Regions from separate parts of the Homo sapiens genome. Here regions 1 and 3 are each linked to region 2. A link is an interaction called in ENCODE POLR2A ChIA-PET data of the cell type or tissue named here. Cell type or tissue: CD4-positive, alpha-beta T cell. All regions are shown on one strand.

What was found. Peaks named below come from ENCODE experiments on the same cell type or tissue, not always from the same donor. Only the 100,000 strongest peaks of a DNase experiment are listed, where the experiment ranks them.
Region 1: POLR2A ChIA-PET joins it to region 2 with 16 read pairs; 18 of 35 experiments call an interaction of 5 or more read pairs at or near these places.
Region 3: POLR2A ChIA-PET joins it to region 2 with 10 read pairs; 16 of 35 experiments call an interaction of 5 or more read pairs at or near these places.

Annotation. Positions count from the first base shown.
Region 1 is chr1:22,087,997-22,095,996 of GRCh38, reverse strand. CDC42 (cell division cycle 42) reads right to left here. Exons shown (of 6, transcript NM_001791.4): 6 at 1-4,569. The coding sequence ends at 4,480. Among named protein-coding and RNA genes, the nearest start is that of CDC42, 39 kb to the right of the region's middle. RefSeq lists a silencer at 5,887-6,181 and an enhancer at 6,717-6,786. In CD4-positive, alpha-beta T cell, no CTCF peak of the experiment used is centred here; a DNase peak (open chromatin) is centred at 3,406; H3K4me3 peaks cover 1,345 bases; H3K27ac peaks cover 1,613 bases.
Region 2 is chr1:22,035,461-22,043,460 of GRCh38, reverse strand. No RefSeq gene overlaps it. Among named protein-coding and RNA genes, the nearest start is that of CDC42, 13 kb to the left of the region's middle. RefSeq lists an enhancer at 3,385-3,454. In CD4-positive, alpha-beta T cell, no CTCF peak of the experiment used is centred here; a DNase peak (open chromatin) is centred at 3,470; H3K4me3 peaks cover 1,249 bases; H3K27ac peaks cover 3,297 bases.
Region 3 is chr1:22,102,402-22,110,401 of GRCh38, reverse strand. No RefSeq gene overlaps it. Among named protein-coding and RNA genes, the nearest start is that of WNT4, 37 kb to the left of the region's middle. In CD4-positive, alpha-beta T cell, CTCF peaks have their summits at 4,368 and 4,569 (motif pointing left); DNase peaks (open chromatin) are centred at 4,571, 5,341 and 6,196; H3K27ac peaks cover 840 bases.

The sequences.
Region 1 (8,000 bases), 53 kb before region 2:
CAGTGCAAGACCCCGTCTGAAAATAAATAAATAAATAAATAAATAAATTTTTTTAAAAAAATGAATGAATAGCACTGACTTGGGATCGGCTATATGCCATCTCTGGGCAATGGAATACGAGAAAGTGTAAATGCGCTTTCCCTTGCCCCTCTTTGGCCCACCATAAGCAAGTCCACACTCAAGCAGCCACTGCTCTCTGGAACTAGGCTCCAGAATGACAAACACAAAGCCCACCTGAGCCCAATCTGAAGGCTAGAGACAAGTTCAGCTGACCCATGAATGAGAAAAATAAATGCTGTTTTAATAAGCTACCGTTGGCATGGTTCAAATGCAACATTATTCTGGCAAGTGAATAAAATAAGGAATTTTTTTTAAGGTGGAGGCACTTTGAAAAAAGACTCATAGTAGTAATTAAAAGTATTCATTCTGGCCAGGCGCGGTGGCTCACGCCTGTAATCCTAGCACTTTGGGAGGCCAAGGCGGGCGGATCACGAGGTCAGGAGATCGAGACCATCCTGGCTAACATGGTGAAACCCTATCTCTACTAAAAATACAAAACATTAGCCAGGCATGGTGGCACATGCCTGTAGTCCTGGCTACTCGGGAGGCTGAGGCAGGAGAATGGTGTGAACCCGGGAGGCGGAGCTTGCAATGAGCCGAGATTGCACCACTGCACTCCAGCCTGGGCGACAGAACGAGACTCCATCTCAAAAAAAAAAGTATTCAAGCATTCAAGCAGCCCTGGAAAGAAAACATGATTGGGCCATGTAATTAAATCACCATGATCTGAAGTCGGGTAGATACAGAGTAAGACTTACAGAAAACAAGTGTGACATAAAGCCACTTCCCTCCAATAATCATTCAGAGATGCCCTAACCATCAGCCCTTCCTGAAAGATGATGGAGTTGCTACTTCCTGGTGAAATGTTGTCCCTTGCCCCACAGTTATATAACAAATTTCTAAATTTGTACCCAGCAAGGACTAAGTTTCAATCCTTCTTGAGCAGGGCCCTTGTTTTGCGAGTTTCTTAGCACCCAGCACCAAAATAACCACTAATTTACCTCACAAATGGAAGAAGAAAAGGAAAATAGTCCAAACCTAACAAGTCAAAGAAGTACCACTATTTAAGCATTCTATGAAGGTAACAATTATGATAGCACAAATTTAGTGACAACTTGCAGGGCAAAAGGAGAAAAAGTACTACTACATTAAATGTACACCAATGTTAACAGGTATCCTAATTACAATATGAAAATGTGAGAAAAATACACCTCAGAATGAAGGAAATATTACAATTGTTCTTTTAAACCACAATCCTTTTCTTCCCCTTTAGAATACACTCCCCTTGTGGCATAAAGTCCAGCTTGAAGAACATCGCTTTAACTATAAAATCTATTTCTGGCCGGGCGCGGTGGCTCACGCCTGTAATCCCAGCACTTTGGGAGGCCGAGGCGGGCGGATCACGAGGTCAGGAGATCGAGACCATTCTGGCTAACACGGTGAAACCCCGTCTCTACTAAAAATACAAAAAATTAGCCGGGCGTGGTAGCGGGCGCCGGTAGTCCCAGCTACTCGGGAGGCTGAGGCAGGAGAATGGCGTGAACCCGGGAGGCGGAGCTTGCAGTGAGCCGAGATCGCGCCACTGCACTCCAGCCTGGGCGACAGAGCGAGACTCCGTCTCAAAAAAAAAAAAAAAAAAAAATCTATTTCTAGGATGTTCAGTAAAACACTTATAAATAGCAATAATATATTAACATCGTATTAAATACTATAAATTCTGACACAAACTAAGCCTGTAAGGACTATTTTCAATAACCCTTTCCAGCCTCTAAATCATACTCCCTGGAGAATATCACTCACCTTCTAAGCCACGACTATAAGCAAGTTTGTTACGTCAAATAGAAAACAATATTTAAATGGAAAACCTAAGCTGCATCCACTTGCTACCCAAGTTCTTCTGACATGCAGAAATCAATCTGAAAATATTTAAGAAAACATTAGCTTCAATCAATCCCCATCATCCTTGTTCTTCTGATACACGGATAATTCGTTGACACAACTGTATGACCTGCTTTATTTCACTTACTCATTTATAAAATAATATACCCATCCAATGACTACTTCTAGAGCCATATCATGTCAAGCATTGCTTTAGGACAAAGATATAGCAATAGTCAAGGACCTATACGCCCCTGACTACACTAAGGATACATATGTCCCTGCTTTCCAGGGTATCACATGATCCAGGTATCTCTCCCTAGTATAGTCAACAAGGAATAAATAAGATGCATTTCTTGGTTAGAACTGTTAAAGCTTACATCTGCCTCTTCCTAACCCCTTCTCAACCAACCCAGCTTAATTCTAGCACAGTATGCAAATCATGCCAAACATGACTCCATGCAGAGAACTATCAAAATGAGGCCACAGTGTACCAACCTTAACTGATTTTAAGGGTTCTTAGTTTCTAAGATTCTCATGCAGATCAGTATAATGTCCTAAAGGTAAATAAACCTTTCTTGCTACCTAAAGAAAATGTATCCCATATTCAGATTCGCAGCACAGAACCTGTATTCTGATAGTAGTAGTTTGAGATAACCAACTAGGTGTGGTGATTCCCAAACTTGGCTACATTTTAGAAATGCCTGGAAAACTTAAAAATCACATTGTTCAAGCTGCACTCCAGTTGGAGAACCACTGATGCAGAAAACTTGGGGGAAAATGAGCTGCTTTTCAATGATCTATGGATTAAAGGTACACTGACATTTCCTTCCACCATGAGCAGTGAGCTTCCTGAACACTGCTTCACTAAGAATTATTATGGACCTACTTGGTATTTAAGGGAAGGGTCAAACTTAGAGGAGAAAGCACAAACCTGAACATATAGAGGGCTAAATATTATCTCAAACTAAAATGCCAGAAAATAAAAATAATAAAGCTTTAAAATTTTATCCCAAAGTTTGTTAGAAATTGATGTTATCAAGAGTCAAATTCCCACTCCTCAATATCTGAAAAGTAAGAGACGGAGGGAAAATAACAACCCTCAGGCTGGCTTGTGAAGGGTTTTTGTTTGTTTAATACATCTGAAAAGAATGCATATACAAAGAATTGAGACATGAGAAAGCATTGGTTCAACACTAATGCATCTACAAGAATTAGGTTTGGGAAGGTGGGAAAGATTACCTCAACATTTTTAAAAATTGGAAACTGCAACCAAAATAAGCTGAAAAAATCCCTATTAACACTTAAGAAGAGTCTGCATTAAGAGTCTTTCCATGATTTTTATTAAACTAGAGAGCCTCACCTGGCTGCTCTAGGGTTCCTCATATGCAAAACAGAAATAAGGGGATTCCCCTGACTGGTCCCCATGTTGTTAAGTGTTCTCCCCACCCCCACCCTACCCCCAGCTTCTTAATGAAGCAGGCCTCCATCCTCCTAACTTGAGAGGATGTGAATCATTCCACAGATGTCTGTCTTCTAGCACCACCCCTCGTATTTCCTCTACATAACAGGTCTTCAGCTGCATTCTAGGAACACCATATACTACTGAGCTGCAAATCTATGCTAAGCATATAAGACAATGACTGAAAGGGAAAAAAATTTTTTTAATTACAAACTCAATTCATTTGGTGCATTTCAAAGGTGCAATACTTTTCTTCATTTATCAGTGAAAGAAGTTAGAAATTAACTTCCCAAAAAAATCAGCAAATGGCAAACAAATGTCCTTGAAAGTCACAGTCACATATAGTGCGTCCTAGAAAAGAGGAGGGGCAAGATGGGCTCCACCCACTTTCATGAGTTTCATCAAATACTGGATCTACTCAAGGGTGGAGAGAAAAGGCAACTTTCAAAAAGGAGTATGTTATTAAATGAGGCATTTACTATACTCCTTCCTAAGAGCACCAGATGGGGAACATGTTTTCTAAACTAGATCTAGGAAGTGGAATGTGGAATCAATCCGTCCTCCTCCCCTTAAGGGCTAACCACTGGTTAATGAATTAAAAAAACAAGACTAAAAAACAAACCCCACACACACTCCCCCCCAAAAAAAAGAGGAGGGAAAAAAACAAAACAAAACACTAAGATGTCCCAGATTACTCTCCAGAGTGGAACCAGGGAGCAGCTTCAACAATTCCAATTAGTCTGTTACAGAGTCATCCACAAGCATGCCTTGCTTTTAAACAACAAAAAAAAAAAAAAAAAAAACACACACACACAAAAATTTTTTTTTTGAAACAACAAAAAAAAATAGTACTAATCACTTTTCTGACAATACAATTACTCAAAATTAACTAGTACTGGGAGGGGGAAGGGGGGGGCCATACCTATGGGCCTTGTCTCACACGAGTGCATGTGGGTAGGTGCAGGGCATTTGTCATTATTGCAAAAACGAATTTTAATTTTTAATCTTTAGTTTGATTTAAACATTGCTTTTAGTATGATGCCGACACCAGCTGTGCAGAAAGGGCTCTGGAGAGATGTTCATAGCAGCACACACCTGCGGCTCTTCTTCGGTTCTGGAGGCTCCAGGGCAGCCAATATTGCTTCGTCAAATACATTCTTTAGGCCTTTCTGAAAAGGGGTAGAAAGAAAAAATGGGCGGTCTGATTTTCAGTATAATAAAGTTGGAGTTCAAATTTAAAACATTCAAACCCCCAAGAGTTGGCAAAGAAAGAAACATTAAAAACAACCCTGAATCTCAACACAATAATCTCACTTCACCAAGATTTGTCCAGGGCACTGGAAGGATTCAGCAATTCAGGAGCAGAGGAGCAGATATTCATGAGTGAGACAGTGGTCCTTTGAGAAAGCTTTGCGCAGACCAATGTATGTCACAAGAAGCAAACAAGCACATGTGTCATTTGCTCATTCAGTATGAGTTTTGTAATGTGCTGCTGAAACATTTTACATAAAAACAAGGGAAGCAGCTCTGCATTCAAATGAAACAGCTGGATATGAAACAGAGGACTGAGAGGACGGGCACGGGTCAGTGGCATCCTTATTCTATGGAAGGCACAGGCAAAGAGAGAGAGAGGGTGATTATGGTAGCTGCAAAGATAGTCACTTTGAACTCCCTTTATCCCACCAGTTAGACAGAGTCAAGGAGATTCAAGGGAGCAAAAATGTGGGTACCTGATACATACGTAAAATTAGAGCCAGTCAGTGCAACAGGAATAAAGCTTCATCAGGCATTTATACAAACGGTTGTATATTTTTAATTTCAAAATTTGAAGGTAACCACAATTGTATATTTCCCTCACAATAAAATCAGAAGCAGGAAAATATAAAGGTGGCAGCTTTACATCTCAGCATTAACAAACTGTAAGTCAACTGTTTAAATGGATGTTATTCTTAAAAGATAATGTAACAAATGAACTCATAAAGCAGTAGCAGATACATCAATATCTTCCCCACCCCAGACTGACAAATACTCCACTACAGCACAGACAGCCAAAGCAACAGCAACACAAAGTTTCACCGCACAAAGGAAAACCAGAAAAGAATCCTCCCTTCCCCATTACACTCTACTAGGTCACCCCTTTTCCATAAGGTTTGTCATGCAATTACAATTAACAATTGATCATAAGAGTAAAATGATGTTTGTGTTACTTTCTCCATCTAGAACTAAGATCTAGAAGTGTTAAAACTCTTGTTATTTTCTCCAAGAGGACATTCTTAAAGCCAGACCAAGTTCCCTTTTGCAATAGTAATCCAAACCAAAAAGCTCTGAGCATCAGGCAACTCAAGCAGCAGAACGTTAAAACAAGTCCAACTTGACTACTGATCACAAAAAATTTATATGATATTGCATTCTTGATCAAAAACTAATACAGAGGTTGCTCTAAGGTGGTGAGTAAAAAGACGCAGAGGCTTTCAAACAGGATGGTTTTATTCCTTTGTTTTTAAACGATCTTTCTACAGTAGTGGGACAGGAAGCAGCAGCAAAGAAGGGAAGGAGAAAACAGTTTAGAATATACAGCACTTCCTTTTGGGTTGAGTTTCCGGAGGCTCGAGGGCAGCTAGGATAGCCTCATCAAACACATTCTTCAGACCTCTCTACAAGACAGAGGGGAGGAGAGAGAATAGCAGCCAGGTTAGAGGATTAGAAAGACTAGCAGGTACAACAGCAGTCCGGATTAAATGAGCTGAATTCACAGAAGCAATGTGCCTTAAGAAAAACGCTAGAATGCTAGATCTTAAGCCCATTATAACCAGGAGAGTAGATAACTGACCAAAAACTTCACCTCAAGCAAGGTTAACTGAGCAGGAAAGCAATTTTTATTAAAATGCAATATGTTGACTTCTAACACATTTTGGAAATAAATCTATTACAATTTCAGGCTTATGTGAATTCAGCCCCTGAATAACTGAAGGACACAAATAGCAGACTAACAGGCATGCTATGTGTTTCTAGGTTCAATGACATATCTGAATGTGATTAATCAAGATTTCAGAGTAAACTGGTTTCCCAGAACGGAAAGGTTCAGACATTTAAAAAGTGTTAATTGTGCAACAGTACCAACTAGAAGGACTTTAAAGAACAGACTCTAAAAACAGCATACACTTCAGTTATTCAGCAATGTTATTAGAGCAAGTAACCACCACCCAAGTCATAAGAAAACAAAGAATGGGGTCCTAGAATGAGTTTTAGCAAGCAGTCCAGTGCTTTAAGATGTCTGCATGGGTATCAGAGCATAAAGCATGGAGTGAAAACGAAGAATATTCTCAGATCTTACGGGGATTAAGATACAGAAATACACTTACACCTCAGCCAGAAACTCCAACATGACAGTGTGACTCAGCATTGGTGGTACTTAGGACCCAGGTCTACAGACTCACCTAAAATCACCTAAATCTGAAGCCACAAGTTTACCACCCAAGGTTGTTTCACATGTTCTTTAGTTTGATCAGTTTGATCCCAAGTAAATATGTCCTAAAAGTCCCAGAACACAGCTCCAATTGTAAGTGCCAACCCCAGACCACCCCAAGTGTTCCCACCTCCACCCTGCCCCCATCCATGACATCCCACAGGACTGGTACCCACATGTCACATTAGACACAAAATAAATCAGAAACAGCAGTAAATTCTTTAAAAGCAGCAAAAGTTAAAAAGCCTTCCTCTTTCTACATCATTTACAAAGTAGAAATGCCACATAAAAGTTAAAATTCCACTGCAATTCTTTCTGCACATCTAGGAACCAACTCTGGCAGTAAAATATAAAAGGAAGGAAGGAGTACAGAAAGGGAAATATACTTTATAAGGAAAAAAAGAGGAGGAGGACTATTAGAAACTGGAGTGTATCCCTTAACAAGAAGGAATTCCTTTCTTGCTTACCATGGACGAAGATCAACAAATGCTCTATGAAACAAAACTAATCTTTGCTTGACCACCATCTGTTTATATTAAGACTTTAGTTTTAGAGGAATCAACAAACAGAATCTGTAAGCCTCAAAGTTCTAGCTCCCAAACACAACCACAGACCCCATTTTCTAACTTCCCCTCTTTTGACTTCTCCATACTTCAAACTCTGGTAAGAAAAATGTACCTGCTAAGACCTTTTAAACTTCATACTCTCTACAAACGGATTTACTATATACACCTGTTGATACTGTAAAAATCTTACATTAAAAGCATCCAATTATCTAAAGCATCACTAGTAACCTAAAAGTGAATCCACAGGGCCTATGTGTCTTCCCTCAAAGCAACCCATATCTAGAGAACAGAGGTATGCATCAGAAGCACACAGAATTAGTGTCTAACATGGACATGAGTGTTTCACACATGACTTTCCCTTGTCTCCCCCAATATACACACACAGGCACACTTTTCTGGGAATGTTACTAAAACACACAGAGAAGCACCAGGCATTTTTTAAAACTCTCAAAACAGTTGCTATGCATGAGAAGGTGTAAAATCTTCTAAACTTTTAAATAACTGCTTCTATAATAGCACTAAACTGCCCAAAAAAACGAGGATTAGAAGATTATGTTTAAATCATCTG
Region 2 (8,000 bases):
ATGCCCACATCATTATGCTTGTCTAGGGACCTGAACCCTTCCTGGAGGCAGAGAAAGGGGAGGAACTCACCAAACCTGTTTCCTTCTTGCCTTTTCTCTAACTGGCCCAGGCTTGCCTCCTTCATCTTGCTTACACATCTCTGGCAAAGATAATCTGGGTCACTGAACAAGGGTGGATGAGAAAGGATAGGGGAAAGAGTAAAGTCCAGAAATAACTGAGCAACTCTGTCCCCATCGTGTAGGCCCTTGTCCATCTCTCCAATCTCATCAGGACCACGTACTCACTCACTGGGCTCCGGCCATGCCGCCCTGGTTGCTGTTCCTCGGACACACTGAATTTATTCTGCCTAGCTCAGAGGCTTTGCTCTTGCTGTTCCCCCTGGTTATCTGTACACACCTGCTCCCTTCCACCCCACAGGAATTTGCTCCAATACCACCTCTTCAAGAAGACCTCTTCCTTCTCAGCTTAACTAGCACCCCCCACCTGCTATCACACGCAGCTTTGCTTCCCTCATAGTGCTTATCTCTATCTGAAATGGTCTCAGTTCTGTATTTTTCTTACTGTCTCCTCCCATTAAAGCCAAGTAAAACCCAGTAAATCCAAGGACTTGCTTCATCACTGTACCCTCAGTGCTAGAATATAGTGCATACTCAATAGAAATCTGTTAAAGAAATACAATAGGCGGGGCGCAGTGGCTCACTCCTGTAATTCTAGCACTTTGGGAGGCCTAGGCTGGCAGATCACAAGGTCAGGAGATCGAGACCATCCTGGCTAACACAGTGAAACCCCGTCTCTACTAAAAATACAAAAAAATTAGCAGGGCGTGGCAGCGTGCGCCTGTAGTCCCAGCTGCTGTGGAGGCTGAGACAGGAGAATGGCGTGAACCCAGGAGGCGGAGCTTGCAGTGAGCCGAGATCGCACCACTGCACTCCAGCCTGGGCGACAGAGCAAGACTCCGTCTCAAAAAAAAAAAAAAAAAAAGAAATACAATAAGACCATAAGACCAATCCCTACTCAAGGAATTAAGGACTCCCAGTGGGACAAACAATAATTAAAACGAGGCTGGGTGGGTGCGCTGGCTCACACCTGTGATCTCAGCACTTTGGGAGGCTGAGGCAGGCAGATCACCTGAGGTAAGGGGTTCGAGACCACCCTGGCCAACATAGTGAAACACCGTCTCTCCTAAAAATACAAAAAAATTTAGCCAGGTGTGGTGGTACGCGCCTGTATAGTCCCAGCTACTCAGGAGGCTGAGGCAGGAGAATCACTTGAATCTGGGAGGCGGAGGTTGCAGTGGGCCGAGATTGCGCCACTGCACTCCAGCCTGGGTGACAGAGTGAGACTCCATCTCAAAATAATAATAATAATAATAGTAATTAAAACAAGCACTAGGACAGGGTATATATAAGGTGTAGAGGAATTGGAAAAGCAGACTATCCACAATAGTTCTAGCTAACATTTGTTAAGCACTTCCTACACTCCAGGCACTGCTCTAAGTATTTAGTATGTTATTATCTCACTTGAAATTCACAACAGCTCTGAAATATATAAATTATCAGCAAAAGTCAGGCATGGAGAGGTTAGTAATGTTTGCACAAATTCATGCAGCTGGTAGGTGGAAGGGCTGGGATTCAAACTCAGAGCTGATCATGGAAGTTTTCCCAAAGGAGCAAGGTCTGATCTGCATCTGGAGGAGCTGCCCAGACTGGCTGGGCCAGGATAGAGCATGCTGTGTCCTGGCAGAAAGAACAGGCGTGTTCAGGTACACAGGCATGGAAAAGCAGGATGCTCAGGGGATGGATGATCTCACAGACAAAGTGTTCAACATAAGAAGACAGACACTAATGACTCCCTTTGGTTCAGAAACAGACAACACTAGGGCAATAATATTTTGGAGGTTAATAATTGGGAGAGGGCCTGAGGAAGGCTTCTGAGGTGCCTGTAATATTCTGTATTTTGATCTGGAAGGTGGTAATAAGGGTATGCCCACTTCGTACAAATTCATTAAGCCATACAATTAAGATTTGTACACTTTTTAGGATGCATGTTATATATATATGTGAAATTTATTATATATTCTTATGGTTTTTTTTTTTATTTTTTGATATGGAGTCTCACTCTGTAGCCCAGGCTGGAGTGCAGTGGCGCGATCTCAGTTCACTGCAACCTCTGCCTCCTGAGTCCTGGTCAAGCAATTCTCCTGCCTTAGCCTCCCAAGTAGCAGGGATTACAGGCACACGCCACCATGCCCAGCTAATTTTTGTATTTTTAGTAGAGATGGGGTTTCATCATGTTGGCCAGGCTGGTCTTGAACTCCTGACCTTGTAATCTGCCCATCTCAGCCTCCCAAAGTGCTGGGATTACAGGCGTGAGCCACTGCACCCGGCCTATTTTTTATTTTTTTGGAGACGGAGTCTCATTCTGTCACCCAGGCTGGAGTGCAGTGGCACAATCTTGACTCACTGCAACCTCCGCCTCCCAGGTTCAAGCAATTCTCCTGTCTCAGCCTCCCGAGTGAGCGATCTGGGCTCACTGCAATCTCTGCTTCCCGGGTTCAAGGGAAGCTGGGATTACAGGCACGCGCCACCATGTCCGGCTAATTTTTTTTATTTTTAATAAAGGCAGGGGTTCATCATGTTGGCCAGGCTGGTCTTGAACTCGTTACCTCAGGTGATCCACCCCCCTCGGCCTCCCAAAGTGCTGGGATTAGAAGCATGAACCACTGTGCCCAGCCTTTATTTATGTATTTATTTTCTTTTGACTCAGGATCTGACTGTCACCGAGGCTGGAGTGCAGTGGCACAATCTCAGCTCACTGAAGCCTCCACCTCCTGGGCTGAAGGAATCCGCCCACCTCACCCTGCTGAGTAGCTGGGACTAAAGGTGTGCACCACCATACCTGGCTAATTTTATTATTTTTTGTAGAAATGGAATCTCGCTATGTTGCCCAAGCTATCCTTGAACTCCTGGGCTCAAGCGATCCTCTTGCCTCAGCCTCCCAAACTGTTGGGATTACAGGCGTGAGTCACCATGCCTGGCCAAGAACAGGATTTGACGTATAGAAATTTGACATAAGATGGAGCTGCCTGCAGAGAGAGGGTCAAAAGAACAAGATCCAAGGGACAGCTGAGAAAAGGTCACTCACTGAATCTTCCCCTAATTAAGCAGATTCAGATTCAGATACAGTAGCATTTACTGAGTATTTGTGGACCTGGGCTGCTGTGCTAGGGTAACCCTGCCTGAGAATAAGCCAGGACCAAGACAGGTATAGGAGCTGAAGCTCAGAAAGGTGGCATGACTTGTCTGACATCACACATCTAAGTGGTAGAAGTTATTGTTGCTAGAAACCTTCCATTTGTGTTTCTAAGACAGGGCTCAAAGCAATAAGTATTGGCCCCAATTGGAGGCGGAGTTTTGGCTCAGAGGAAGTGAAGGGGAGGCCCTGGCTGCTCTGGCGGTGTTGGTGGCTTCCTGCCCAGGAGACCACACCCAGCTTCAAAATCACCATTCTGGGTAGTCAAGTTGTTGCTAGGCACCTAAAGAGGCCCCTGCGCTTTGCAGAGCCAACTAAGGGCAGTTAACCTCATCTCACTGCAAGGTCAGATGCAGAACAGAGAAGTGAAGCCTTCCCTTTGTAGTTTTTGTTTTTGTTTTGTTTTGTTCTTATCTCCATCCCTACTTCTTCTACAGGAGACTACTAGTCTCACTCCTTGTTTCCTCCACAACATAGCACCTAGTGGTCACTGATGAACCGTGGATACTTGTGTTTGCTAAAAGGAAATATCTTAAGAAGTAGCAACCGTGGCCAGGCACAGTGGCTCACACTGGTAATCCCAGCACTTTGGGAGGCCAAGGTGGGCGGATCACGAGCTCAAGAGATCGAGACCACCCTGGCCAACATGGTGAAACCCCATCTCTACTAAAAATACAAAAATTAGCTGGGCGTGGTGGCACGTACCTGTAGTCCCAGCTACTTGGGAGGCTGAGGCAGGAAAATCGCTTGAACCCAGGAAGCGAAGGTTGCAGTGAGCCAAGATCGCGCCATTGTACTCCAGCCTCACAACAGAGAGAGCCTCTGTCTCTAAAAAAAAAAAAAAAAAAAAAAAAAAAAAAAAGCCAGGCGCATTGGCTCACACCTGTAATCCCAGCACTTTGGGAGGCCGAGGTGGGTGAATCACGAGGTCAGGAGATCGAGACCATCCTGGCTAACACGGTGAAACTCCGTCTCTAATAAAAACACAAAAAATTAGCCAGGCGTGGTGGCGAGTGCCTGTAGTCCCAGCTACTCGGGAGGCTGAGGCAGAAGAATGGCATGAACCTGGGAGGCGGAGCTTGCAGTGAGCCGAGATCGTGCCACTGCACTCCAGCCTGGGTGACAGAGCGAGATTCTGTCTCAAAAAAAAAAAAAAAAAAAAAGGAACAACCATGTCTCCCATGTCTCCCACAAAAGTCAAAGTGCTCCTTGAGGATCCCCCAGGTGCAGGCCCTGTGTTCAATGCAAAGAACATAGAAAGTCTCCCTCTTCATGGAGCTCACAATCTGCCTGGGACACAAACAAGATGCTGCACTGCAGTGTGATGCTTAGAATGGGGCATGGCACGTAACATCTATTTGCTGCATGAGCAAGTACCAAGAACTAAAGCTAAGGTGTTGTAGGAGCTCACAGGGGGGCTTCAAGTGCTAGTTCAAAGCAGAAATCAAAGAAGGCTTCATGAAGGTGACCGTGTCTATCTGCATCATAAAGAATGAACAGTTTGGGAGGCCGAGGTAGGCAGGTCACTTGAGCCTAGGAGTCTGAGACCAGCCTGGGCAACATGGTGAAACTCCTTCTCTACTAAAAATACAAAAAATTAGCCAGGCATGATGGCGCACATCTGTACTCCCAGCTACTTGGGAGGCTGAGGTGGGAGGATCACCTGAGCCTGGGAAGTCAAGACCACTGCACTCGAGCTTGGGTAACAGGAATGAGATCCTGTCTCAAAATAAATAAATAAATAAAGAAAGAACGAACAAACAGGAGTAGGCTGGCAAAGATTCAGGGAGGGGCATTCCAGGCTGAGGGAAAATGTCCAATTGTCTAATACATGCGTAGCAGTGGGTGGAAAGAGAATGCTTAGCAAAAGAGTCAAGTCATTGTCAAGCGCATTGTACTGAGCTGTCTAGGGAAACTGACCCCACGTGATGCTCTGGGAGGACCAGCTGCACTTGAATTCTGCAGCCACCACCATCACTACCACAGTCGACTCCTCGTGGCCCCCACACCCACTGGAGCTGGCCTCCTCTCTGGCAGCCAGGGCCTGGCACCCACTCACTGCTCAGGGAGTAGCTGCCCAACAGATGACATGTTTTTCCATGGCACAAGCCAGTTGCTAGGGATCTCATATTACCTTGTGGTCCTAACACTGGTTTTTCCCAGCAGCCATCTCGCAGGAGCACTTTTCAATAACTAGATGAAAGTATTATCTTGTGGAACTTGCAGTCAAAATAATCACAAAGGGGAAATAGACATCTTAGAAATACAATATGGAAGTATTTTACATTGACTTCCTCCTTCCCCCAAGATTCACGGACAGAGTTTTTAGGGTTCTTTAGAACTGAGGTCTAGATTGATTCAAGAAACAATGACAGACACAGGCACCATCTCAGAGGTGTGGCGACAGAAATGGGGAACTCCTCTATTCCCGAATCCTCACAGAGCCCTTCAAACAGTGGAGCTGCTCTATTCTTTGACATTCAGGTAGTATGACCTTGTGGCAAGGCGTGAGGCTAGGGCCAGATGAAACGAGAGATGAACTGTAGCTTCTCCACTTACTAGGTTTCTTTGGGACAATCTAATCTGTAAATTCATTTCCATAACAAAGAACTGGTACCACGGGGTTGTTGGGAACCAAAGCTGGTTTCAGAACGTGAAAGTTGAGCCCTGGCTCTGTCAGTTACCTCTCTAAACCTCACTTGTGCCTCAGTGGTTTGAGTCCATACCTAAATCCTCTACCTTACACTTCTTGCTGGAAAGTAAAAGGCCAAGTACAGCCATACAGCTGCCAAAAAAATTTTTTTTACTTTTTTTTTTTTTTTTGAGACAGTCTTGCACTGTTGCCTAGGCTGGAGTGTGGTGGTGTGATCTCGGCTCACTGCAACCTCTGCTTCCGAGGTTCAAGGGATTCTTGGGCCTCAGCCACCCGAGTAGCTGGGATTACAGGCATCCAAAACCACGCCCAGCTAATCTTTGTATTTTCAGGAGACAGGATTTCACCATGTTGGCCAGGCTGGTCTCAAACTCCTGGCCTCAAGTGATCCACCTGCTTTGTCCCCCCAAAGTGCTGAGATTACAGGCATGAGCCACCACACCCAACCAATTTTTTAAATAAAGTAAATCTCTGTATGTTGATAGCAAAAGGCCTCTAAGACTTATTGAGTAATGAAAAAATATGCACTAAACATGCATATTTTTATGTAACTTCTAAAGGAATATATATGTGTATCTGCTCACATAATTTGTATTTTCTGCTCACATATATATAATTTGTATTTTCTGGAAGGATACATAAGAAACTGTTAATAATGAGAAGAGGGCCTTTAAGTTTTCTTTTTATATCCTTCTATTCTCCTGGACTTTTCTATCCATATGCAAATATATATTTTTATATATATTACATATATATACATTTATATAAACTAAACATTTAAATTTATATATAAATATGTAAATGTATATATGTATATTCTTTTTTTGAGACAGGGTCTCACTCAGCCACCTAAGTTGGAGTGCAATGGCACAATCACAGCTCACTGCAGCCTTGACCTCCTGGGCTCAAAGGATCCTCCCGCCTCAGCCTCCTGAGAAGCTGGGAACTACAGGCATACACCACCACACCCAGCTAATTTTTTTGTAGAGACAGGTCTTGCTATGTTGCTCAGGCTGGTCGTGCACTCCTGGCCTCAAGTGATCCTCCCATTCTGGCCTCCCAAACTGCTGGGATTACAGGCATGGCCTCTACTGACATTTTGTTTTGCGACAGTCTCACTCTGTCACCCAGGCTGGAGTGCAGTGGCATGATCTCCGCTCACTGCAAGCTCCGCCTCCCGGGTTCACGCCATTCTCCTGCCTCAGTCTCCCAAGTAGCTGGGACTACAGGCGCCCGCCACCAAACCGGGCTAATTTTTTTTGTATTTTTAGTAGAGACGGGGTTTCACAGTGTTAGCCAGGATGGTCTCAATCTCCTGACATCGTGATCCGCCTGCCTTGGCCTCCCAAAGTGCTGGGATTACAGGCGTGAGCCACTGCACCCGGCCTCTACTGACATTTTTTAAAGGTAAAAGAAATACTTGCAGGACAGGTGTGGTGGCTCACACTTGTAGTCCCAGCTAAGAATGAGACCCAGGCTCTTAAAAAAAAGTCAATAGGAATTACCTGGGCAGTGAGATTATGAACCATTTTTTTTCATACTTTTTCTGTATCAAATGAATCTAAGAAATGTTATTTTAAATTGTAAAATAGAGATTTTTAAAAAGCAAAAGAAGGGCCAAGCACGGTGGTTCACGCCTGTAATCCCAGCACTTTGGGAGGCTGAGGTGGGCGGATCACAAGGTCAGGAGTTCGAGACCAGCCTGGCCAAATTGGTGAAACCCCGTCTCTACTAAAAAATACAAAAATTAGCCGGGCATGGTGGCAGGTGCCTGTAGTCCCAGCTACTCAGGAGGCTGAGGCAGGAGAATCGCTTAAACCCGGGAGGCGGAGGTTGTACTGAGCCGAGATTGCACCACTGCACTCCAGCCTGGAAGACAGAGCAAGACTCTGTCTCCAAAATAAATAAATAAATAGCAAAAGAAGAAACACTGTGCATACAGGAGATTCTCAAATGTTAAATTAACATTTCCATACATGAGGGATGAAGGCCCACGCCTTGGATAGACATCTAAGGCTCAGATCCTAGCTCCACACTTATTAGCCATTATTGCTTAACTGCTGGACCTCAGACTTCTCCTCTGTAAAATAGGTA
Region 3 (8,000 bases), 67 kb before region 2:
GCAGGAGAATCGCTTGAACTGGAGAAACAGAGGTTGCAGTGAGCTGAGACCACAACAATGCACTCCAGCCTAGGCAACAGGGCGAGACTCCGTCTCAAAAAAAAAAAAAAAAAAAGTTCAAGGCTACAGTGAGCTATGATTGCACCACTACACTTCAGCCTGGGTGACAGAGTGAGAATCTGTCTTTATAATTTTTTTTTTTTAATTTTACTGTAGAGACAGTGTTTCACCATGTTGCCAGGATGGCCTAACAGGTGTTAGCCATCATGCCCAGCCACACCTTACCACTTTTCTATAGAAATAAATACTGAACACCACTTTTCTTTTAACTGCCAGTTGACTAATTTCAGCTTAAGTAAACTAATAATTTAGTTATTGACATGTAAGGGACTTAATGTCAACTCTATTCTAGACATTTTTACATTTTCTGTAAGGCAGTTAGCCACAACAGCCCACCAATAGCACCAGCTGGATCTCAGTTACAAGAAAAAACAGCTCAGAACATTCTCAAAAATAATTTTTTTTTAAGTTGTGGAGTCAAATAACCCCAGCTCTACCATGGACTGGCTGTGAACCTTGGGCAAGTCATTAACTTGTTTCCTCAGTTATAAACTGGGAATGAAAAGAGTAGCCGTCTCACAGAGCTATCATGAAGATACAGCATGTAAAACCCTTAGCACATGGCTGGTCACACAGCCAGGGCTCAGTCATTAGCTATTACGGCTTTTAACATCAGAGAATGTTCCTGCCCCCACTTCCAATCCTGAGAATGCTGAGCCAGTAGATGTTTAAGAGTAGGCTCCCCAAGACTTCAGTTGGGCAGAGGACACACTTTAAAGAAAAAAGGGACTGATGCTCCTTTGACAGACCTGTGCTTCCCAAGGTACAAGCCACATGGTGTCATACATACTACTGCTTACACATGCATACCCCCCCACTAAACTGTGAGCACTCTCTGGGTGGGATCTGGAACTTCTATTTCATATCGAGGGTGGGAAGGATGCACTGAAGATCAAATGAACTGAGACATCCATGTTAGGGGAGAAAACATAACCATCTACTGACCATCAGAGAGGTGCAAGATAGACCGACTCACTGATGAACGGCCACACAAGAGTGGGCTCCAGCCCTTTTCCAAAATGCTACAGGTCTATGACTGTTACTCTGGACTCTTCCTTCTCCAGAATAAAGAAGTCAAGGGAACAATTAAACTATCTCTACCCATTACTATCCCTGGACTTCAAGGCCCCTTAGTGCCCCTTTCAGGGCCCCAGAGAAGAGCCTCAGCCTGGGTCCACAACCCATGGTCCCTGTGCAAGGCCTCCCTGGAGGGCCAGCCCACACGGCTTTGTTATAGATGACGGCCTGGACAGCTATCTCACCCACTGTCTTCTAGTCTCCTCATCTCCAAGTTCCTGAAGCCCCGGCCAAAGACAACAGTGTGGACTTGTTTTTTTGGGGCCCAAAGTAGAAGGCTTCTCAGCACCTGGGAGCAGCTGGAAGTTGGAACTCAGGACTCATCGCTGCTGGTCTCCCCATCCTGTGCCAAGTGCATCTGTAAACAAGCCTTCTCAGTGGTTCCCTGCAGCTGCTCCCCAAACGGGTCAAAAGGAAGAGAAACAGGCTAGAATTAGGGCAGCCCATGGCTTGCAAGTGAGAACTGAGCCAGGCAGGGCCTGGTCTGAAAGGTGGTCCCTGGATACAGCCAGGCCTGCACTGCTGGCCCTGTGCCCAAAGCCTTAGATGGGTTCAACATTGCCCATGACTGCTGCCCTATGCCAAGGTGTTGAGACCCCAAGAGCCATGGGGCCTGTGTCACACTGCTGTAGGTCCCACTGTTTTACAAGCTGGCGGGGAGAATGAGCTTGCTGGGGTGGAGATGCCTGGATGCTGGGCTGTTGTGCGTGATTCTGTTTGCTATAAAACAGCCAGACATTCCTAGGACCTGGAATCGCGCCGAGGCCATGGAGTTAGCCTTCCCAGCCATATATCTCCAGGCGGGGGACAGGCCTGAGACATCTGAGATAATAAAGACATGATTGTCTCAGCCCTGGGGCTTGTCTCCCCTTTGTCCCAGGGCCCAGCAGCCAGCAAAAAGTTTAAAGACATCCTCCCCCTTCTCCTGGGAAAATACAAATGCACCAGATTCTATAGCCCCTGGGGTGAACTTCCCAAAAACCAGGCCTCGGCCGGGATTCCTGCTCTCAGCACCCCAAAGCAGAAGGTAACTTGGAAGCACACAGTAGAGACATGAAAAGCTAGAACGTAAAGACACTCACTACATGCTGATCTCATGCACACATCTCTAATTCTCACCAACCCTACAACATAGCAATGATTTAATTTTAGGGATAATGAAACTAAAGCTTAGAGGTTAATGGATTTGTCCAAAGCCACAGCTATTAGATGGCACGAAGGGGTTTGAAACCTAGGTTTGTTTTATCCCAAAACCTGTAACTTCTCTGGTAACCTGAAAACTGCTTTTGAAAAAAATGCTCCTTCTTGGCCAGGCATGGTGGCTCACGCCTGTAATCCCAGCACTTTGGGAGGCCAACGTGGGCGGATCACAAGGTCAGGAGTTCGAGACCAGTCTGGCCAACATAGTCAAACCCCGTCTCTACTAAAAATACAAAAATCACCCGGATGTGGTGGTATGCACCTGTAATCCCAGCTACTCAGGAGGCTGAGGCAGGAGAATCGCGTGAACCCGGGAGGCAGAGGCTGCAGTGAGCTGAGATCGTGCCACTGCACTCCAGCCCAGGCGACAGTGCAAGACTCCGTCTCAAAAAAAAAAAAAAAAAAGAAAAAGAAAGTTCCTTCTTCCTTAACTTCTAGTTTCTCAACCCCAAAAAGGGTAGGAGGACTCCCTTTAACACATGAAGGGAAAAATTCGTATGATGGAGGCAAAACCCAGATTCCTTAATCTGGAACCCAAAGCAGCCACTGCCAGGCCAGTTTCCGTAAATCACTTCTACCTCAATCTGAGCAACAGCCTGTCTCAACGGTACGTGGCTTCATGGAAGGAAAACAGGGACCTGAGAGGTGCTAAGGATGAAATCCCTACATACTCCAAGGATGACTCTTACCCACTTTATGAATGAGTAGAAGGCCAGTTCTAGCTTTCCTAACCACAGAAAAGGGAGAAGAGGCACCACCCACAAAAGTAAGGTGTTTGAGTAGCGGGAACACTGGATTCAGAACCAAAAGACTCCAGTTCAATCTGTAAAATCTTGTAGAAGCTCAACTCTAAGCCAGTTTTCTCATTTGTAAAATAAACACCTGTTCTATTTGCCTCACAGGCTTTTATGAAGATGAACATGAAAGCATTTTCTCAGCAGCTTTATAAATACAATGTATTACGACCCATGCAAGCTTTTTCCCTGTTGCCTTCTTTTGCATTCCTGACTCCTCTTCTCCCTTCCTTCTGTTCATAGAACTGAACTATGTGCTCAACACCATGCTAGATAGGAGAGGCTCAAACACAAGTTAAGACAGCAGAGACATTAAGAAAATCAGGCAGTGTGAGACCAGAGCCATTTGGTTCCCAATGAACAAGAACCAGACCTGCTGAGGCCCAGGAACCGACCTCAGCCATATATTTCTGTCTAAGTTTCAGGCCTGCCCAAGACCCTCTCAGTTTAGCTGCAGGGTCTCAGGACTAGAGGTTTAGTGTCTTCCTAAGTCAGACATTCATTGCTGAACCAAGTGATCTTTTTCAAGGCTACTTCCAGCCCCAAGATCCTACCAATTTGCCCCTAACTCATCTGCTTTTTTTATCCTCAATTCACTGGCCTCTACAAACCAGGCAGCCTCAACTCAATTAGAAACACAACTGCCCTCCCTGGCAGCAAAAGGGGGCTGAGAGAAACCAAGAGCCGGAAGTCCTCCTAAATGGCCCAGGGAAAAGGTGAACCTTCCACTGACTTACCCATTCTGGGCACCTAGACTCAGAACTCTGGAAGAAGGGGGAGGTCATCTGGTATAACAGTCCCAATGGCTGCCCTCAAAAGTTCTCTGCTTGTACCTATTTCAAACAACCTAAACAGCCCTGAAATCGACCAATTTTCTCCAAGCATCATCCCACACACAGACATTTCACTATTCCCTGACAGTCTAACTTTAATTCTGCTTGTAGGGATGGAATATATCTGTCTAAAACAGAGGATGTCTTGGTCTGCAAGTTCCCCAACAACAGAATCTACAAGGCTTGACTCATGACCCAATTTAAGTAAAAAATAAAAATAAATAAAACAGACAAGGAGAACGAAGACTGATACTTGGCTGAAGGTTAACTGAAAGGCAATTTCATGACAGTCAAGCAGACTGGGGTCTAGGGAATTGGCAGCAATTATTTTAAGAAATGAGAAGCAAGATTATCGAATTTGGCGCACAGTAGTGTTTCTATATCTGCACAGGCTGCAGGTATGGGGTGATGACATTCTGTGGGCGGTGGGCTCTTTTCCCAGCAATGTGGGAGCCTGTACTCTCCTCTTAAGGACAATTAGAAAGAAGCTTAACAAACCTTACTAAGTTCCAGGTGCACAACCAGCCAGTCTTTTCTTGCTATTTCTCTGCCATCTAGTGGCTGCTCTGGATCATTACAGGCCCACCTCATCGTCATTTTCCTTGGTCCTTCCAGTAACTTCCTAAATGATGATACCACTTACACAGCTAGATCTGGTGGGTGCTTTACCTATGTTATTGCTAGTCTTCACAACACTGCAAGGTACATTATTAATTCCATTTTTCAAATGAGAAAACCAAGGCTTATAGAAGTCACCTGTCCAGGGTTACAGAGGCTCAGTAGAAAATGTGATACCAAAGTCCATCCTCATGCCATTGTATCACTCCTCCTGAAGGAACAGAAGGCCCTGAAACTAAACATAATTTCAATTCTTCCAGAAATGCCTACATGCTCCAAGCTCCTCACAGCTAGCTACGATCTTGGTCAAGCAGGTGGCACCACTGCCTCCTCCGGAGCCCCACAATGCATTGGAACCACACTGGGAACTGGGCAAATCACCCCACTACATTTACTTCATTTGAAAACTGAGAGATCATGTAAAAATGTGTACACAATGTTCATTGTAACCAAAAGGTAGAAATAACTCACGTGTCCATCATTTGATGGAATGAATAAGCAAAATGTGGTATCTCCATACAATGGAATACTATTTAGCCATAAAAAGGAATGAAGTAATGACACATGCTACCATACGGATGAACCTTGAAAACACGTTAAGTGAAACAAGTTGGTTAAAAAAGACTACATATTATAATTATACGAAGTATTCACAATGGGCAAATCTACAGTGACAGGAAGTGGTTCAGCGGTTGTTTAGGGCTGGGCAGATGGGGCAGAAAGTTTCAGGGTATGACAGCTAAAGGGTGTTTTTGAAGAAAAGAGTTTTTGAAGGAAAGAGAAAGTTCTAAAATTTATCAGGTGATAGTTGCACAATTTTGTGAATAAACTAAAAACCACTGACTTGTACACTTTAAGTGAATTGTATGGTACAGGAATTATATCTCAATAAAGCTGTTACACTCACCCCACCCCGCCAAAATTGAGAGGGCTAGTCTAAATAACCTCTAAAAGTCCTTCCCATTGTCTTTTTAAAGAGAGACTCACCTATCATTATCATTCCCATTACTGATAACTTGGCCTGAACCAAGTTCAACTAACTTGAACCAAGTAAGACTATAATATCCTCAAAGCAATTAAAATCAGAGAGGAAATAAACATAATCTGAATCTTCTAGCTCTTTAAAATACTTACAGTTCTACGATATATACAAAACCTAGATTTTGAGAAGCAGTTTTTCTTCCTTATAGCCTTTTAAGACTTTCAAGGATCTCCTTTTTTAAATCCGAGAAGTGTAAGTAATCAGACCTGATGGGACTGTGGAGTCCCGTACTTTCTCTCTACAGCACTTAACACCATCTCTGACATACACATTTTAATCATGTCTGCCTCCCCCTACTAGAATGTAAGTCCCGCCAGTTTAAGAATTTTGTCTTGGTCATCCTACTGCATCATGAGAGGTACTGATATGGTTTGGCTGTGTCCCCACCCAAATCTCATCTTGAATTATAGTTCCCATAATCCCCATGTCCCCACATGTCATGGGAGGGACTTGGAGGGAAGTAACTGAATCATGAGGGCGGTTACCTCCATGCTGTTCTCGTGATAATGAGTTCTCACAAGATCTGATGGTTTTATAAGGGGCTTCCCCCTACCCCCCACCACTTTGCTCTGCAATTCTCTCCTGCCGCCATGTGAAGGACGTGTTTGCTTCCCCTTCCACCATGACTGTAAGTTTCCTGAGGCCTCCCCAGCCATGCTGAACTGTGAGTCAATTAAACCTCTTTTCCTTTATAAATTACCCAGTCTTGGGTATGTCTTTATCAGCAGCATTGAGAACAGACGAATACAGGTACTAAGCAGACGTTTGTTAAATAAATGAATTTATGAACAAAGGAATGAACTGCATTGTTAGTGTTATGTAGGCAAACTAACTATACAGTACCTTCAGATCTATACCAGGTATACCACTAAGGCATACCAAAGAAAAATGCAGCATGTTAAGAAATAATGGCTGTAAATCACTGTAGGCAGTGACTGAATGTGGCAAAATAATCTACTGACAAACAATTAGATGTGTTCCCAAAGTCACTCCTAGTCACCCTCAATCGGGCAAATCACACTTTGTTTCTTCCTTTTATTATTACTATTATTCCCAGAGGTGCATCAGACCCACCACTGGCCCCACGGGGAAGTACCATTAGCTCCTCCAAGAGTTCTATGAGCTAAAAAGGCACTGGTTACGACTCTCAACCCCACAGTCATGATCCATAGATCACTGGTTACTACAAGGTAACAATTCCTTAGAACCTCTATCAGAAGAGAGCAGGACCAGGCTGGCATAAAAGAACACTGGCCTAAAAACAGAGGCCTGAAGTGTAGTCACCAAACAGCTGTACAACTCTAAGCAAATTGTTTTCCTTCCCAGAGACCATACCCTTATTTTAAAATGTAATGAATTATCACCCTTGGCCTATCCACCTCACAGACTGTGGGAATAAACTGAAAGAACGTGACACACTGTGCAAATGTAAAATCTTGGTCATTATTTTCAGGGAGGAAACACAGGCCTCACCACATTTCAGCACTAGCTGGGGTCTTATCCAGAAGGACTTGAGGGTTCATCAGAAAATACTACTGGGATTGCTTGACAGGTTTTTTGAACTGCATTCCTACCCATCTGAACTATTAAACACAGTCTACAGGAAATGCTTAATTCAAACATATTTGCCATTCGGGCTAGCTCTGTAAGTCTCAAGATCTCTAAGCAGCAAGCTTCCCTCAAGATAATCATACAACAGCTAACAATAATAACCAAACACTGTTGTAAGCACTTTACGCACATGAACTTGTCTAATCCTCATGAAACCCCGTGAGGTGATATTGTTACTATCCTCAAAAGAAAAACATCCAAGTTAAATATCTTGCCCAAGATCACACAGCCAGTAAACAGTGAACCCAAGATTCAAAACCAGGCAGTCTGGCTCTAGAGTCTATGTTTTTAATACTACTCTATACTGGCTCCTACAAAACAGACAAGATATAGATAAGCATTCCTGAAATGAATAAATGCCTAAACAAAAGTAAATCACAGTGACAAATTACCATTTTGTACCCACTACCATTATAAAATTGGCTGTTCTTCTATGAGAATTCCCTATCAGACAAAGCTTTGTCTATCCTCTTGTCCGAGTGCTTATTGGAGGAGAGTACCTTATCCCTAAATCCTAATGACAACTCTGCAGAATTGGCTCGATTTTACAGATGTGTAAATCAAGACTCAAAAACTAAAGCAGTTTGCCCAAACACAGCTAGTCATTAACAGAGCCAGATTCAAAGTTAGGGCCTTCTACTCCAAAATATATGTGCTTTTCCTACTATTTAATACAGTTTTTCTCTTTAAAATCAAAAAGTTCTA